Regions from separate parts of the Homo sapiens genome. Here regions 2 and 3 are each linked to region 1. The links are chromatin contacts, found by Hi-C or POLR2A ChIA-PET in ENCODE. All regions are on one chromosome and are shown on one strand. The core of a region is the stretch at or near the end of the contact, and the rest is flanking DNA. Distances in the headings are between cores, read along the strand shown.

Region 1 (3,458 bases), core at 530-3,029:
AACGGAGGTCCCATGACTTGAATACCTATTAGTTAAATGGCCAGTTCTTTAATGGTTTCAAACCGTTTTCAGATAACCCCACAAAAACCCTGTGTGGTATTTTTATAAGCTCTATTTTATAGAGAAAGAAACTGAGACTCAGTAAACTTATATGACTTGCCCAAGGTCACTCAGCAAGTGCTTGAACTCAGGATTTGAACCACATCTGCCAGACCCCCAAGCCACCTGAAACTTTCTATCTCCTCACTTTTCCTCCCACCAGGATAAGTGGGATAAAAAAGACAGACTTGGTTACCAAACTCTAGAATGACAACACTAAACAATACAGAAGAAACGTAAGTATTATTTCACTTCCCCATCAGTGGTAATTATGGATCTCATTATTCCAGAAGCAGCACAGGCTAAATCATAGAGGTTTAGATAAATCTGAGTATAACGGATTCACTAAGCCCTATTAAAAACATTTGCAGTGACTTGTTCAGCCCTCTTCAGGTTGGCTGTGTGGAGGACAACCATCACCTCCCAGTGCCAAGGCACACACCAGGACAGCAAAGCTCACGCTCATAAAACGAGGTTAGAGTTGTGAAAGCACTTCAGGAACATATTAGTTCTTAACGTGTTCATTTTCTTCAGTCCCCAATTATCACTCATTACTGAGTACAGACTATTGTTGTGGGCTCAGTTGTGTCCTCCCCACATTGATCTTGGACATCCCAAGCCTCTGGGACTGTGAGAAAACACATTTCTGTGTCTAAGCCACCCAGTTTATGGTATTTTGTCATGGCAGCCGGGGCTGACCAAGACAACTATGTGGCAGGTACTATCTACCGTATGGCCCTAAAATGTTTTAACTTCACACACCTGGAAAGCACCACAGCCCCAAGAAAAAAGCTTTTCCGCACTGCTGTTAAGCCAGGGCCACACACTGCAGTACTGCGGTGCTCCACCAGCTGGAGGATGGCCTGGCCCATAATACCCGCATTCCCACCTTGCTCTGGCCCTGTGTCCCCTCCAACGTGCATCCTGAGCTCGCACCCTGTGTGGAACCCAAACAGCTGCTTATCAGCATTTAAGTCCATTTTTATGACACTTCCGTCAACAATCTGGTCAAGTGCACTCATTCCTGGCCTCCGTACTGTACCCTGCTCCGCCTCGATTCCCGCCCTGGGGGAAGCTAGACTCATGCAGCTAACTTTATCGGCTCTGGGCTCTGATTGCCAAGTTTAGGATCCCAGCTGTATCCTTGCTAAAGTTAGCATCGCTGGGGCTCAGTTTCCGTAAGAGACAGGTGGGTTACAAGCGCTCACTCACTGTTGCAGTGTCTTATCTACGTAAGATAATCCATGAAAAGCTCAACACAGCTGGGCCAAATCTAAGACCCAGACACGCGGCTGCTGTTAATGCCCACTTCTGCGCACCGCCCAGTTCCACCGCAGGCACAACCTTCCTAGGCCTACCCGTCCCCACACAGGGGTTCCCGCTTGTCAATCACGCTGGCCCGGCCCTCCACTTCCGGAATGTTTTCCCGCTCCGGACGGGCCACCCACCTTTGCAAATAGGGGTCCGGCGCCGGAACAGACGCCCAGTTTGCGATTTCACCAGTCTGCCCTTCCTCGTCCCGCTGCTCCTCGTCCTAAGGAGCTCTGCTGCCACACAGCACTGCGCTCACCTTCTTCGCCGGCAGAATTGCTACGCTGAAAGCCAGGCCCCGGGAATCAGGGCAAACGCCACTGAGTTAGAAACTGGCGGGTCCCCTCAGTGAAAGGCAGCCGGAACAACCCCCGCCGCTGCGCATGCGCACTCCGGGACGCGCGCGAACACGCAGCAGCGAGAATCTACAGGGGCGTGGTTTGCGCACGCGGGAACTGGGATCTCAACCCCAGGGCTAGGTGCCTCCTCCCGCTGCTTTCCGCCAGCTGCGGGGTGTGAGATTAATCCCCGCCGATTAGCGCCAGGTGTACTAAGCGCTGGATGGTTCCCTGACCAGATGAAACATCAGCCGATGTTCTAATGCCGGTCCCCTGGGCGCTGTCCCCGAGAGGGAAAACCTGTTTTCTGACCCCGGCTCTAGTCGGCCTCTGGAGGTCTGCAGCTGGGTTATTTTACCTTTGAAACGGACGACACCTGCCCCGTGCACCCCAGCGGCTCCTCCACACGGAGAGATGGTGTCAGTCAAAGGCCGTCTAGATGACGAGTTTATGAAATTGTTCCTGGCCCGTGCCGGGCACGACCTTGCAGAGAGCCCAGAAGATGAAACCCCAGCCCTGCCAGGAGCTCACCTGCTAATTAGGAGGACAACGAATCACCTCACCTCCCTAGACTTTGCTTCTCCTTTATTCAGTGAGGGATTGGACTAGCTGGTCCTTGAGGACTTTTCAGAAAGTCTGGTTCTGGGAGATGACCAATGGGATCATCTTATGCTATGAGCTTTCCTGGAATGACAGGTAATTGGTGCGCCTTCCCAGCAGGGTCAGGGAGAGTTGCTGGGACTTGAAGGAAAGGCTTTTGGGGAGAGGAGCCAGTGTTACAAACTATCGAAAAGCTTGGAGGTGGGAAATTTACAAAAGGTGATTCCAGGGTCAGCTTTTTTGTCACCTGCTTCCGACTTCGGCAGTTTGGAGAGGGCGAGTAAGTAATACCCTTCAGGGTCTTGGGATGTGGCCCAGCAAAATCCTTAGAGGGACTTTGAAGTCTTAGTTTTAAGTTTAGAATTAATGGGCAGAGTACTTAAATAGCCATTTCTCCAAAGATGTATACAAATGGCCCACAGGCCCATAAAAATGTTGCATTCCACCCTATAACATGTTTTTGCATAAAAAAGTTTTAAAATAACTGTTGTCTGGTAAATTGACACCTCTGGAATAGAATGTATGCTAGGTTTTTTACCCTACTGCTTCAAACCCCATCCTACACACACACTCCTAGGGTGTGCATCATCCAGTTTAAGAAGCACCCTTGGAGAAACAAAGTTGATAGTGTGTCCAGAATTGATGGGTTCTTGGTCTCACTAACGCAAGACTGAAGCTGCAGACCCTCGCGGTGTTAGTTTTTAAAGGCGGTGTGTCTGGAGTTTGTTCCCTCAGATGTTCCGATGGGTTTGGAGTTTTTTCCTTCTGGTGGGTTTGTGGTCTTGCTGGCTCAGGAGTGAAGCTGCAGACCTTCGCCTGAGTGTTACAGCTTTTAAGACGGCATGTACTGGAGTTGCTAGTTCACCCCGGTGGGTTCGTGTATCTCACTAGCTTCAGGAGTGAAGCTGCAGACATTTGCAGTGAGTGTTACAGCTCATAAAGGCAGTGCAGACCTAAAAAACAAAAAGAACAAAGCTTCCATACTGTGGTAAGAAAATCCTAGTGAGTTACTGCTGCTGTCTTAGGGCAGCCTGTGTTTATTCTCTTCTCTGGCCCCACCCACATCCTGCTGATTGGTCCATTTTAGAGAGAGCTGATTGGTCTGTTTTA
Region 2 (3,458 bases), core at 422-2,921, 160 kb before region 1:
ACCTTGTTGCTCAGGCTGGAGTGCAGTGGTGCAATCATAGCTACTGCAGGCTCAAATTTCTGGCCTCAAGTGATTCTTCTGCCTCAGCCTCCCTAGTAGCTGGGACTACAGGTGCATGCCATCTTGCCTTCCAAATGTGCACAGATTTTTAAGCTGATAACTGCTAACATGATGCAGCCCTCTACTCCAGCACTGGTGGAGTATAGCGTGTCAAAACCTTTGAGAAAAGCCTCTTTGCAAAGGGTACTACAAGCCTTAAGAACTAAGGCTAAGGGCACTAAAGGCATATCTTTGGACCAGTAACTGCACTTCTAAAACTCCATATTAAGAAAATAATAAGAAAAGCTATCAAATATCTTATGTGTTAGAGTGCTCATTAAAGAGCAATTTATAATAAAGGAAAATCAAAAACAATTTAAATTTCTTACATTATGGGAACATTTTATTTATTTACTTTTTATTTTTTGGGACAGAGTCTCACTATGTTGCCAGGTTAACATGCAATTGTGTGATCTCAGCTCACTGCAACCTCTGCCTCCCAGGTTCAAGCAATTCTCCTGCCTCAGCCTCTTGAGTAGCTAGGATTACATGTGCATGCCAGCATGCCCAGCTAATTTTTGTATTTTTAGTAGGCATGGGGTTTCACCATGTTGGCCAGGCTAGTCTTGAACTCCTGACCATGTGATCCACCCACCTTGGCCTCCCAAAGTGCTGGGATTACAGGCATGAGCCATTGCACCTGGCCCATTAGGGGAACATTTTAAATAAAGTATGGTATGTGCATGGATGAGTGGGTTTGGGAAACTATTAAATGACACAGGGAAAATGTTCTCAATGCACTGTGAAGTTTACATACTATGTATATATGTATAATTATGTATTGTATTACCAACATACATGCCTTAAAGTTTTCTCTTTTTATTTATTTATTAATTTATTTTTTGAGACAGGGTCTGGCTCTGTTGCCCGGGCTGGAGGTGTAGTGGCACCATCTCAGCTCACTGTAGCTTTAATCTCCTGGACTCAAGCCTCAGCCTCCCCAGTAGCTGGGATTACAGGTGCGCACCAACATGCCTAGCTAATTTTTGTGGTTTTTGTAGAGACAGGTTTCGCCATGTTGTCCAGACTTGTCTCAGACTCCTGGGCTTAAGCGACTCACCCACCTCAGCCTCCCAAAGTGCTGGGATTATAGGCGTGAGCCACAACTCCCAGCTTTAAGTTTGCTCTTTTTGGTGTACAGTTCTTGGAGTTTTAAAAAACACATACAGTTGCAGGTGTGTCCATGTAATTTCAAGTGAGGAAAAATAGAATACAGTATTTTCCTAAGTTTTGAAAACATATATGTTTTCCTCATATGGCTGGAAGGAGAGCACTAAAGAGTAATCAAAGTAAGTGGACCTGGCTTAGTGGCCCTGGAGAAATGGCGTGCAAAATTTTAAACAAACATTTTCCTCCTGGGCCTCAGTTTGTTTTCCATGAGATACCATGAGTGCCCTCAGTCCTGCTGTAGTCAGTGTGGTAGGTGTGGGCTCCAGGCCACGATAGGCCCTGACTGTGGGCAGAGGCCCCAGACTTACCAGTGTGCCCAGTGGGGCTGGAGAGGCGGTGGGGCATGGCCAGCCTGGGGCTCTGGTGTGTGTCTCTTGGCTCAGTATAGAATGAAAGGCTGCCAGCCGGGGCCGTGTCCTGGCTGGAGAGCAGTGGAGGGCAAAGTCCTCTCCCTGCACCCTCCTCACTGTCTCTGCCAGGCAGCTGCTTCAGAGTTGGGGCCCAGGAGGTAGAGGGCTCCTAGAGAAGAAGTCTGCCAGTTCCCTTAAAGAACTAGAATCCTCCGTCTTCTTCTGGGTGGGGTCAGCTAATCAGGCGAGCCAACATTCTGCTGCCCAGCCCTCTCGCCGCCCCCCTGCCTCCTCTGGTTCCCGAGGCTGGCTTCATGGATCCCCTCTCAGAGCTTCCTTGGTCCCGTGAGGGTGGCGTTATTCTTACTTTGTTCCCAGTAGGGAGAAGCCTTTGTGTGTAGTTGGCTGAGCATCTAGAAGCTGCTCTTTCAAAGTCACTAGCCGGGGTGGGATGAGGATGGGCTGCTTTAGGGCCAGGGGGCCCTTGCCAGCAGCCTGGGAGGGGCTCTGCCACTTGCCCTGCTCTAGGTTGTTTTGGGCATGGCCCAGGCCCTGGACATGCCTTCTGTCCAATGCCTGGAGCCCTGGGATGCCACCCAGTCTGTCCCCTGTCCCCTCCTCCATCCACCAGTGAGCACGGCTCCCATTCTGCAGATAAGGAGCAACAGCCTAGACATGCGACACAGCCTGCCCAAGCTCCCATGGCCAGTTCTGGAAAGAGCCCAGAGTAGAATCTGGGTGCCCCGATGGCCAGGAGTTTTCTTTCCCCTTTGCCTGCCAGCAGAGGATGTAACAGACGAACAAGGGGCTCCAGTAGTCGCTGGGCTTGACCCAGGCCCGGGGCCTTTCCTTCTATGGCGGCCGCACCCGTACCTCACGCACATTCCCAATTGCGCAGAAGTGAAGTGTGGGCCTGTCCTAGAGGGACTCTGAGGCAGGGTATTCAGCCAGGAGTTCTGTGGAGAACTGGGTCCCCAGAGGCCTCGTAGCACAGCCTCTGAATCAGCCTGAGAAAGCTGGGGTGTGGGTGGTATATTTGGGGGAATGAAGGAGGCTATCATTGTTGAGTCTTAAAAACCAAAGCAGAGGCCGGGCATGGTGGCTCACACCTGTAATCCCAGCACTTTGGGAGGCTGAGGCGGGTGGATAACCTGAGGTTGGGAGTTCGAGACCAGCCTGACCAACATGGAGAAACCCCATATCTACTAAAAATACAAAATTAGCCGGGCATCCTGTAATCCCAGCTACTTGGGAGGCTGAGGCAGGATAATCGCTTGAACCTGGGAGGCGGAGGTTGTGGTGAGCCGAGATTGTGCCACTGCACTCCAGCCTGGACAACAAGAGCAAAACTCCATCTCAGGAAATCAAACAAACAAACAAACAAACACAAAAACCAAAGCAGAAAAAAATAACTGAATACAGAGGCGTCCCTGCAAGCCTGTCATAAGGATGTTTGTTTCTCATGAGCTTTTCCACCTTCTTCCTTGTTGCGAGTGGCTGCGCAGTGGTTGATTTCCATGTCTTATTGTCTGCTGGGCTCAGCCATCATGTGGTGGTGACCCCACTGCCATCACAGCCACCGTTTGTGGAGCATCTCTCATAGGCCAGGCGTGGAGCGGGGTGCTTTACCACCTCACTGAATTTCCGATACAACCCCAGGAGGTGGGAGCTCCTGTTTGTTGTTCCTATTTTGCACATAAGGGGGCTCAGAGTAGTTAAGTAAGTTGCTCGCGTTCCACAGCAGTTTGTGGGGCACCAGCTCTGGCTGACTTGAGGTCCTCACTCTTCCTCAGGGCTGTACTGATCCCTTCCTCCTCACATGGCTGAGCCCTGAGCCCA
Region 3 (3,458 bases), core at 433-2,932, 150 kb after region 1:
CACTGTAACCCAAGAGATAGAACTTGGTGGTGGACACCCCAGGCCTGTGACCTTGGCTGGGAAAGCTTCTTCATCTCCTATCTCCCTGGCTACAAACTGTGAAGGGTGCTCCTTACTGCTTCATTTGGCGGCATAAAAAGAAAAGCAAGTTGGTGGTTATAAATGTCCTGGGCTCATCTGAAGAAAGGCTCTCTGGAAAGTCAAGGTGCTCTAGGCAGACTTAAAGACATCAACGCCAGTTTTCCTCTTGTTCTGCAGCACTCACACAAGAACTATGGGGAATCACACAGGCCTGTACATATTTTACACACGAGTCCAAAGGTGGGTATAAAATTCCTGCTATGCTGAATATAGTGGGAAACAGCACACAAATGCCTCCCTCTGCTACCCACAAACCAAACAGCTCTGGGCCACCTAAGCCCTCGCCAGACCACCAACTTGGCCCCTGTAGGCCAGTAGTGCCCCTTACCCTAGGAGTCTTAACTATCATCAAAGCATTTCCAGGCATTAATTGGAGCCTCCAGTCCCTTGGGAGACAGATGGGGCCAGTGGTTATTAGTCCCATTTTGCACAAAAAGCAACTGAGCCCCAGATGACCTATCTGTCCAGGGAACAATGCTACTGACACAGTGACAACCATTAAGTTCTGATTCAAACCTGTCTCCAGCCTCTAACTGCTGCTTTCCACTGCAATCCAGCTGCCCACAAATTGAACACAGACTATCCACTTTGGCCTAATACCACCCTCATTCTCTTCTTCACGCTCCCCCACACACACCCTATGCCCCAGAGTGCACTTATGAGTTTTTCCAGAAGCTGCCTCTTCTCCTCACCCCCCACCCCCACGCTCACCTCACAATACTTGCCACGAACTGGAGACCTCTGGAACACTTATTCCTCCTGCACACAGCAGCTTAGACTCAAGTTAAGATGCTGTCCCGCCAAGCCCAACTGGGCTGCCTCCCTTTCATACTTTCCACCAATTCACACATGTGCACACTGCACATATGGCTGGTGAAAAGGATACACCCCAGAACCTTCCATGCCTTCTTTCCACACGGAGCCGGCCAACTGCACATGCAGGGATGGGCACGAAAACACAGGTGACAGGGCCTACACAGCCATGTTGTCACAAATACACAGACGTGCCCAGAACATGAGGACATCCCTGCACAGGCAGACAGGCCCTCTGAAAGCAATGTGCACCAGATACAGCATTTTGGTGTAGCCATGAGAGGCAGCTACTCGAATTCAGGGTGGACAAAGAATGACATTTTCAAGAGGAACAGACATGCCCCGGGCACGCTGGACGGCACGAGGCCCTCAGAGGCCCAGAGCTCTCTCCCAAGGCACAAGTGCAGAAAGGCAGACTCATGCGCATAGTTATGGACACCGTGTTGCGTGTCCCATGCAGACACCAATACCTGCTCACATGCCCCGCGAGTGTCCCAGGCATTCCTGCCTCCTCCACTCCTCATCCCCAGCCGGCTTCCCTCTGCCCGCCCGGGGGAAGCTCGGGACAGTCTAGCTCGGGACTGCCGGCGGGGCGGGCAGCGGAGGTGGAGGCGCCTCTCCTGGACCCCCAGCCCCCTCCCGCGGCGCCCCCACTCCTCGGGCGCGCTTCTGCACTTACCCTGCCAGGGGCTCCGGAAGCGGCGAAGGGAGCTGCGCCTAGAGAGACTGAGAGCGGCGGCTCCCGGGGCCGCCCAGCCGCCCACCGCCCGCAGCCAGCGCTCCTCCCTCCCAGCCCGGGAAGGTCAGCGTGTGGGCAGCCCGGCCCGCGCCCCTGCGCCCACTGAGGCTTCCTGCCGGCCCTCTAGTCCCCGCCTGCCCAGCGCTCGGCCGCGACGCCCCGGCGCCGGCTCTCCCAGCCCAGCCGGCAGGACGCGCCCGGGAGCCCCGCACGCGAGCTGCCGGCTCTTTGTTTGGGGGTTTGCCTCTCTGCGATTCAGAGCACGCGGAGGGAATTAAGTCAGAGTCCGAGGCAGCTGTGCGGTTGCCGGGGGGATCCCTAAGGGGGGCGGGGCAAAAGGACGGACTAGTAGGGCGGTGGAGCGGCTTTCAAACTCCCCGCGCTCCGCAGCTCCCCGCTTAGGTCTCCCTGCCCTTTACGTTTGTCGGCCCCTGGGAGAGGTTGGCCTTTGGGGGTTTCCAGGGACCCTAGGGACAAGCCTGTCTGATAAGAGAGAGGTTCTCCATCCCCCTTCCTCACCAGCCCCCATCACTGCCGTGTCCCTCTTAGAGTCCTGTGGAGCATCAGCTTTACATTTCCTGGGCCCCGGGGAGAATCAAGGTCTCTCTAATCTGAAGCAAAAAGGAATAACAGAGAGTAGAGCCCATCTGTTCCTGCTGAGTCCCTGTGAAGGTGCAAAGCTGGCCCTAACGGGACTGGCCCTAACAGTGGGGCATGGATTATCTATTTCCCAAAGTAACAAGGGCCTTGTGCTTATCCAACCGTGTTCTTTTGAAACTTAGCTGCAGTGAGGAAGATTACCCATTTACCAGGTTGCTAGATCAGGGAAGCCACTGGAGGCAGGGGACGCTGACAAAGCCACTGTACCGGGAGCACCAACGTTCTAAATACCCCAGCTGGCTGCTGAGAAGGGCTTCGCGGGGGGCCACACAGGAAGGAGATGATTCCAATAGTCCCGTGAGATGAGGACCTTAACTGGGGGATGAATGCGGAAGCTGCAGCAAAGGAGAGTCTACAGACTGTGTGGTGTAGGAGGAGCACACTGGGGCTGTAACATTGTGGAAGTCTGGAGGAGAACCTGGAGTGATGTGACTGAGTTTAGTGTGGAGCAAGTTGGATTGGAGAAGCAGGCCACCTTCTTCCAGGGGCAGATATCCAGCAAATGCAATTGGAAGGGTGATTCTGGAGTTCATAGGAGAGACTGAGGCAAGGGATGTCAATTTTGGAATCATCTGGAAAGAAGTTGGGCCGACACAAGAGGTGGAGGGAGAGGGTAGAAAAGGTACAGAGAACAGGGCTGAAGACAGAATCTAGGTCTACCGAGAAGGAGCCCATGAAAGGAACGGAAACTATCAGGAGAAACCATAAGGGAAGGTCAGGACTGTGCGGGGTGTCAGGACTCAGGAGAAGAGGGAGGTTCAATGGGGGCCGGGGCCCGGGCTGCAGGGACACCACGGAGGAGGGCGCCCAAGAAAATAGGTTTAGATTTAGAAAGAAGGAGATCTCTGGGCTAGTTCAAGATAACTATTTGAGTGGTGGCTTATATAAACCAGGTTGCCACTCCTTGGGGCGGGGCATCTGTATCTCGGATCCAATTGGTTGATGGGGAGATACAAAGGTTCACCTCTTTGCTTCCATTACGGAGGGCCCTGAAGGGCCACCCCAGCTCCATAGCTTCCCAAGGGATCCGCCGAGGCCTCTGTGGAAAGCAGCACAGTTAAAGTTCATTCTCTGCCGAATCCTGTTTCCCTCACTCTCTCAAGGT

The links. A loop is a pair of places that touch in the nucleus more often than their neighbours do. ChIA-PET counts read pairs that join two places held with the same protein, here RNA polymerase II (POLR2A). Pooled maps may share reads with other maps.
Region 2: a loop to region 1 is called in a map of Caco-2, with 3 times the contacts of the local background. The contact joins the enhancer-like site here to the promoter of DDX11 in region 1. A Hi-C loop is called at or near these places in 1 of 168 maps with a recorded cell type or tissue (Caco-2) and 7 of 50 pooled maps. POLR2A ChIA-PET finds 5 or more read pairs at or near these places in 2 of 52 experiments (HEK293T and activated T-cell).
Region 3: a loop to region 1 is called in a map of endothelial cell of umbilical vein, with 2.5 times the contacts of the local background. The contact joins the promoter of TSPAN11 here to the promoter of DDX11 in region 1. A Hi-C loop is called at or near these places in 1 of 168 maps with a recorded cell type or tissue (endothelial cell of umbilical vein). POLR2A ChIA-PET finds 5 or more read pairs at or near these places in 1 of 52 experiments (SK-N-SH).

What each region holds. Positions count from the first base shown.
Region 1 is chr12:31,072,181-31,075,638 of GRCh38, reverse strand. DDX11 (DEAD/H-box helicase 11) reads right to left here and starts at 1,779. Exons shown (of 27, transcript NM_030653.4): 1 at 1,548-1,779. DDX11-AS1 (DDX11 antisense RNA 1) reads left to right here and starts at 1,792. Exons shown (of 3, transcript NR_038927.2): 1 at 1,792-2,444. RefSeq lists enhancers at 535-1,064, 925-1,084, 1,615-1,724, 1,597-2,128.
Region 2 is chr12:31,227,869-31,231,326 of GRCh38, reverse strand. No RefSeq gene overlaps it. Among named protein-coding and RNA genes, the nearest start is that of FLJ13224, 95 kb to the left of the region's middle. RefSeq lists a silencer at 2,255-2,812. Within about 2 kb of position 1,671, at least 5 of the 41 ENCODE cell types and tissues checked have a DNase peak (open chromatin) inside an H3K27ac peak, as active enhancers do.
Region 3 is chr12:30,924,972-30,928,429 of GRCh38, reverse strand. It overlaps TSPAN11 (tetraspanin 11), which reads right to left and starts at 1,682. Exons shown (of 8, transcript NM_001370302.1): 1 at 1,634-1,682. LOC124902911 (a long non-coding RNA gene) reads left to right here and starts at 1,741. Exons shown (of 2, transcript XR_007063264.1): 1 at 1,741-3,458.